Linked DNA regions of Mus musculus: region 1 is linked to region 2. A link is a contact called in ENCODE POLR2A ChIA-PET data. All regions are on one chromosome and are shown on one strand. Each heading gives the region's core, a stretch centred on a gene start or an enhancer-like site at or near the end of the contact. The rest is flanking DNA. Distances are from core to core; before and after follow the strand shown.

Evidence for each region. ChIA-PET counts read pairs that join two places held with the same protein, here RNA polymerase II (POLR2A).
Region 1: POLR2A ChIA-PET joins it to region 2 with 27 read pairs in embryonic stem cell. The contact joins the promoter of Snhg6 here to the promoter of Mcmdc2 in region 2. POLR2A ChIA-PET finds 5 or more read pairs at or near these places in 4 of 5 experiments (Patski and embryonic stem cell).

The regions. Positions count from the first base shown.
Region 1 is chr1:9,942,323-9,945,455 of GRCm38, forward strand. It overlaps Snhg6 (small nucleolar RNA host gene 6), which reads right to left and starts at 1,796. Exons shown (of 4, transcript NR_024067.2): 1 at 1,698-1,796; 2 at 288-395; 3 at 1-69. Snord87 (small nucleolar RNA, C/D box 87) reads right to left here and starts at 221; the gene lies at 148-221. It also overlaps a transcript of Mcmdc2 not described here.
Region 2 is chr1:9,906,826-9,909,895 of GRCm38, forward strand. It overlaps Mcmdc2 (minichromosome maintenance domain containing 2), which reads left to right and starts at 1,813. Exons shown (of 15, transcript NM_177722.3): 1 at 1,813-1,865.

The sequences.
Region 1 (3,133 bases), core at 546-3,045, 35 kb after region 2:
CCAAAACAATAAAGGGTTTTTAGACATCACAGCTCCCAAAGTTGGACATCCACTACAGCCACCTACATGCTGGGGAGAACAAACAGTAACCCATTTTAACAATGGCGTCACATGTTAGTCATTTGCATCATCTATATACTGCTGGCATCTCAGTCTTTTAAGATTCTCTCTTCAAAGAAACACTCAGCTGGGTAAACGGCAAAAACTTAAGTCATCATTGTGCCAGCTATTAAGGCCCTGTTAATCAAACCTCAAAGAAAAAAAAAAACCACACACACAATTTGTACCTTGTTATTGGCAAATGTAGTCCTGGCAGCTTGTTTCAATCACTCTCCATGACAAGTGTTTAGAAAATATTTGTTCAAGCACCTTCAAATGAGCAGGTTTTGTTGCACCTAAAAATTAAAATATTTGTGAACTCTCATTTTACTTCCATGTTTTAATACCTTGCATGAGTGTGCACTGGCTACTTTTATGTCACCTTGACACAAGCTAATCACTGGTGTAGGAAGCTACAATTGTAAAAATGCATCCTTAAGATAGGGCTGTGGACAAGCACGCCTGTAAGGCATTTTCATAATCAGTGACTGGGGTAAGGGGGCAGCCACCTCCCCTGGGCTGGAGGCCCTGTGTTCTCTAAGAACCAAAGCGTAAGCTAATAGCATCCTCCATGGCTTCGGCATCCGCTAACTCCAGGTTCCTGTGGTGCTTCAGTTCCTGTCCCATCATCCGTCCATCACAGACAGAAAAACATTTTACTCACGCCCTTCACTGCCAGTACTAACTTAAAGGACTGAGTACCAAGCCTTGGCTTCTCAGTCTTGGTGCTTGCACGGAAAAGCTTGAGGCATATATGCAATTGTGCAGACCATCACTGGGACATTAGAACAGGAAACGGCATGGCCAGAGTCACAAATCAGAGAATGAATGATTGAACCGATTACTGGTGATGACTTATCACCTGCAAACCGATGAGAAATCCTTAATCATTTTCATATTTGAAACGCTGAGTTTACAGAAATCCAGAGTACCCAATTTGGCTTACAGATACCAACAGTAAAGTATAACATGCAGGCCTGAAATGTAGTGTTCTTTTGTATCCACACGCTTCAGAACTTACCACCACCTTCTTTTGCCAGCATCCCCACCCTGCGTGGCTTTCAAATAGTTTGAAAATTTTGCTCCAACTTTAGATCGTACTTACAGGGTTGATCCATGAATACAAGCTTTTTAGAGTGATGCCAATACTTCAGATCAAACTATTAATCTTTAAAAAAAAAAAAAGCCAAAAAAAAAAAAAAGCCTAAAATTGGCGGTCTTAACATCTTAGAAGCAGTACTTTTCCGCCTCTGTAAAATTTCCTATGGATTACTCACTTAGGAAGCCTGAAACAGACCGCATGGTGGCTTTTCTTGGGGATACAAAGGGGCTCCCGCCAGGGTGCAGGCCCAGATGAAAGCTGCCGCCAGAAGCGGCCGCTTGTGCCCGCACTTCGAAGCGTCCAGAGGAGCAGGCCTTATAACTAATCTCGGTTAAGATTTGGAGACCATTGGGAACGCGCCCCGCCGCTCACAGCGGGCCAAGGGCCACACCGAACCCGGGAGCCATGGGGCCCCCGTACCCGGCTAGAGACGGACGCCGCCAACAAGGAAGCCCTCTCCGCACACACGGGGTTAAGCAGACCGCAGGATTCGCACCTGGAAACGCCCAAGGACACGCCGGGTTCGGCCGCCCGCGGCCTCCGCTGTGCGCCATGCTGCACCGTCTGCTCGCGCTCTACGGCGCTGCCGAGAAAGGAAGTGGCCCAGCGTGCGCGACCCTAAGGCGCTCCTGTAGGCCCCGCCTCTTCCGGCCAGCCCTCTTCTGCGTGCTCGCCTTCACCCCCTCCTCTTCCGGCTCTGTGTTTCTAGTGGGGCGGAGGGAGCAGGTTGTGGGAATTAGTGCGAATACTTCCGCTAGAGCTTTTTAATTGATTTTTCAAGTAATGAATAATGCCTTAAAATAGGACAGTCTCCCAGTCCAGGTCCTTATGTTTGCTGGGTCTTCTACATCCTCACCTACTTCAGTGTTTAAAAACCGTTGGTATTAGAAACTATTTAATTTTTTTTTTCTAAGATGTATTTTATATGTATGGGTGTTTGGCCTGCACGCTAGCCATGTGTGCCTCGCCCGAGAACCTGGTACTGACAGAGTTCAGTAGAGAGTGTCAGATGCCCTGGAACTGGGGTTATATGTGACCCAACTTACAATATGAGTGCTGGGAATCTAACCCTGGGTCCTCTGGATGAACAGTCAGTGTTCTTAACTGCTAAGACATCCCCAGCCCACAGCAGCTCCATTAGAGTTAGTGTTCTGGAAGCAGCAAGCACACGGACACACTCACAGAAAGAGAGATAAAAATTGATTGTCAGAAAAAAAGGAGCGTGCAGGGCGTGGTGGCGCACACCTTTAATCCCAGCACTTATTCCCTTAAATCCCAGGCAGGCGGATTTCTGAGTTCGAGGCCAGCCTGGTCTACAGAGTGAGTTCCAGGTCAGCCAGGGCTACACAGAGAAACCCTGTCTCGAAAAAACCTAAAGAAGAAAGAAAAAAAAAAAAAGAAAGAAAGAAAGAAAAAAAGGAGAAGCTGTTAATGAGTTTGATTTGTAATAGTAATAGAATTTTTCTTAGTCATGAAGTAGTCACCGGGCTGGAGAGACAGCTCAGCTAGTTAAGAGCACTGACTGCTTTTCCAGAGGTCCTGAGTTCAAATCCCTGTAACCACATGGTGGCTCCCAACCATCTGTAATGAGATCCAATGACCTCTTCTGGTGTGTCTGAAGAAAGCTAAAGTGTACTCACATACATAAAAATAAATAAATATATCTTTAAAAAAAAAAGAAAGTAGTCACCTAATGTGTTAGAGTTACTATTGTTGAACTTAATGGTCATGATGAAACACCACAACCAAAAGCAAATTGGGGAGGGAAAGGGCTCATTTGATTTAGCATTCTAAGCCACTATTCATCACTGAAGGAAGTCAAAATAGGAACTCAAGCAGTACAGAAACCAATGCAGAGGTCATGGAGGGGTGAAGCTTACTGGCTTATCTCATGCCTTCTCAGCTTGCGTCTCAGGATCCCTGGCCCAGGGG
Region 2 (3,070 bases), core at 563-3,062:
GAAAGTTCTCACAGATCCACGAAGATTCATGTTTCCCTGGTGACTTCAAATCCCATCCACTTAACAGTCAAGATGGATCACTACCCAGGCCCTTCCACAGGGGCCATAAGAATACAAAATAATGTATAATGACTGTTGTGATTCCTAGTGACATGAAAGCAGCAGTGGGTGCAAGCCCTGTATTGTCAGTGTGTGAGCTGTGCATGTGTCACATTGTGATATGACATGTGACACATTGTGCATGTGTCAGCTGTCATTGACTGCTGGAGTCATGACTTTAATTGCTTTGCTTTTCACTTAGATTTAAACATCAACAACAAAAACTGTCCTTCAAATTTGGAATCAAAGTGTCAAAAGGCCGTGTTGTCATGTTTACTAAGTCAGCAAACAACCAGAGTCAACACAAAAATGCAAAAGGGAAAACGTGCTGGTACATGTGGCTACAGCTGTGGGGCAATATGTTACATAGTATTTCTTAACTGAAACCTTTACCCCTGAAGAGGAAGAAGGCCTACTTTGCCAAGTAGTACACTTGAGCTAGTCCAAATTTTAGTGCTTTTGTTGTTTGGTAAAGCTTCTATGATCTTTAATTCTTATACTATAGAATTCATCCATTTTAAAATGCCTGATATAGTGAAATGTACCTATAAGTACCTAAATATACTTGAAAGCTGAGGCAAAATTGTGAATTGAAGACTTGCCTATGCTATGAACTGAGTTCACAGCCAGCCTGGACTACAAGGTATATGTAAGGCTATCCTGGGTTATAGTAGAAAGACCCTGTCTCAAAATCAACAAATGACAGACTTTCTTCAGAATTTATTCAACTTTAGGATATCTCCATTACCTCACAAACAACCGATAGGGCCTGGAGGTTCAGTGTCAGTTCCCAGCACCAAGAAAAGAATCCATGGAATGGAATACTACAAATGAAGACCATTCTAACATCCTACAACATGGATGAGCCTTAAGGACATTTTATGAAGTAGAATAAAAGGCACAAGACAATAAATGCTGTATTTGTTCCATTTATGAGTTCTGGAGTAGCTAATTTTAAAGACAGAATGGTTATTGCCAGGAACTTAGGGAATCACTAAATGGTACAAAGTTAGGGGAAGATAATTATGTACTGGAAACAGTGTTACAGTTCTATGACATTCAGCTTCCACTCAAGAATGGCTAAAATGGTACATTTTGTTATGTGTATTTTACTACATTTTAGGGGGGAAGTCCCCTACTCATTATCAATCACTTTTCACTGCTTTACCAAGCCCTAGGTAATCATAAATTTGTATTCATGTTTGCCTATCCTATTTCATACATGAATGGCAACATACAACATATGACTTTGTGCCTTTCCTCTTGCACAGTGCACTCAAAAGCCATAGTATTGTGCTATCCCTTAATTCTCTTTTTAATTCAAGGGAATATAGTGTTGTTTTGTGTTGCTATACCACAGCTGTTTGACGCTAGTTGGAAGTCAAGACATTCACTTCGGGGCAATTTTGAGTAATAGTATGAATTTACATATACAAGATTTTCTGTGGATGCATATTTTCAATTCTCTTGGAATTAGCCGTTTGAGAGGCTACCACAGTTTCCGAAGTTTACGACGCTATTTCGCATTTCCACCAGCAGAAATTGAAATTTTTTTCATACAGATATTGTCTTGGATTAGATAACAGCAAAAGCAAAAGAATCTCCATCTCTTTGCCTTGCGGGAGCAAACAGCACTATATAGGTGAGACTGGTTGCCCTGGTGACAGAAGGGCTGCGGTCCCGGCAGACCCCGCGCGCGCCCGACAGTTGGGAGAGTGCGCGTGCGCAGGAGGCCCTCTGTAGCCCACGCGGGTCCTGCAGTGCAGGTGAGTCTTATTCCAGAGGTGGCAACATAGCCAGGTCGAAGGCACTGGAGTCTCCTGAGGAGCTGCAGGGCCGGCGAGCCAAGCGGGTTCTCTCTAGTGGCTGAGTCCTGAGGTGTTTGGGCCTTGGTCTCCGCATCTCCTCAGGGTTCCCTCAGCGCTGACAGAAGGGAAAACTTGGATTATTCCGGTGGCCTGTTCTGTGTCCTTTTCTCCTCATAATCCCCTACTTGCAAATGCGTTCATCCCCAAGACTGTCTGTCTGTCAGTCCGTATGTCCGTCCTGGAACTTGCTCTGTAGACCAGGCTGACCTCAAACCCAGAGATGCTCCTGCCTCTCTGCCTGCTGAGTGGCGCGTGCCACTTCTGCCCAGCATGACAATTTTGGGCAGACAGTTGGGCTCTATGCCCATCTTTTGAAGGCCCTGAACTCCAGACTCAACTTCTTGTGTCCTTTCCTGCCTAGCTGACTTTCAAGAGTCTGCGGCACACGCACCTGATAAATGAAAATTCACTTGTTTGGCGGTGCTGTGATGAAGCCCAGCCTTGGACATAACAAACCTTGATTTCTAGACAGGGCTTTGTTATGCAACTCAGACTACCCTAGAGCTCATTATGTAGCCCACGGCTACAAAGACTACCGTTTTGTTTTGTTTTGTTTTGCTTTTCGAGACTTGGTTTCTTTGCAGAGCCCTTCCCATCATGGAGCTCACAGCGATATCCCTGCCTCTGCCTCCTGAGTGCTGGGATCAAGGCTGTGTGCTACCACCTATCTGCTAGAGACTAACTTTGAACTCAGTCTGCCCAACCTACTGAATGTCTGCAACCATGACCTGGCCTCGACTGAATTTTTTCCTCTCTGTGTGGTACAGGTTGGTCATGAAGCCCAGAATTAGAGTCTTTAAAATTCTAGAATTATCTCCTCCATTCCGTTTTGTTTCAAATACCCTGGGCTGGTCCATCCATCTCTTAGAAATACAACACTAGTTGAAAACTGATAATTGGCTGTTTAGTTTCAAAGCATTCTTCACACAGGCAACATGAAGGAGCTAATTTCCAAAATATATTTTTTTTAAAAAAAAAGGACGATTCTGTTTTCAAAAACTTTGTAAACTTCTCTTTCCTTATATAATTATTTTGCACTTCAAAAACTTATTCTAAATTTACACAACCATTTCACTCAATGTCATCCAACTTCAGAAACCTGT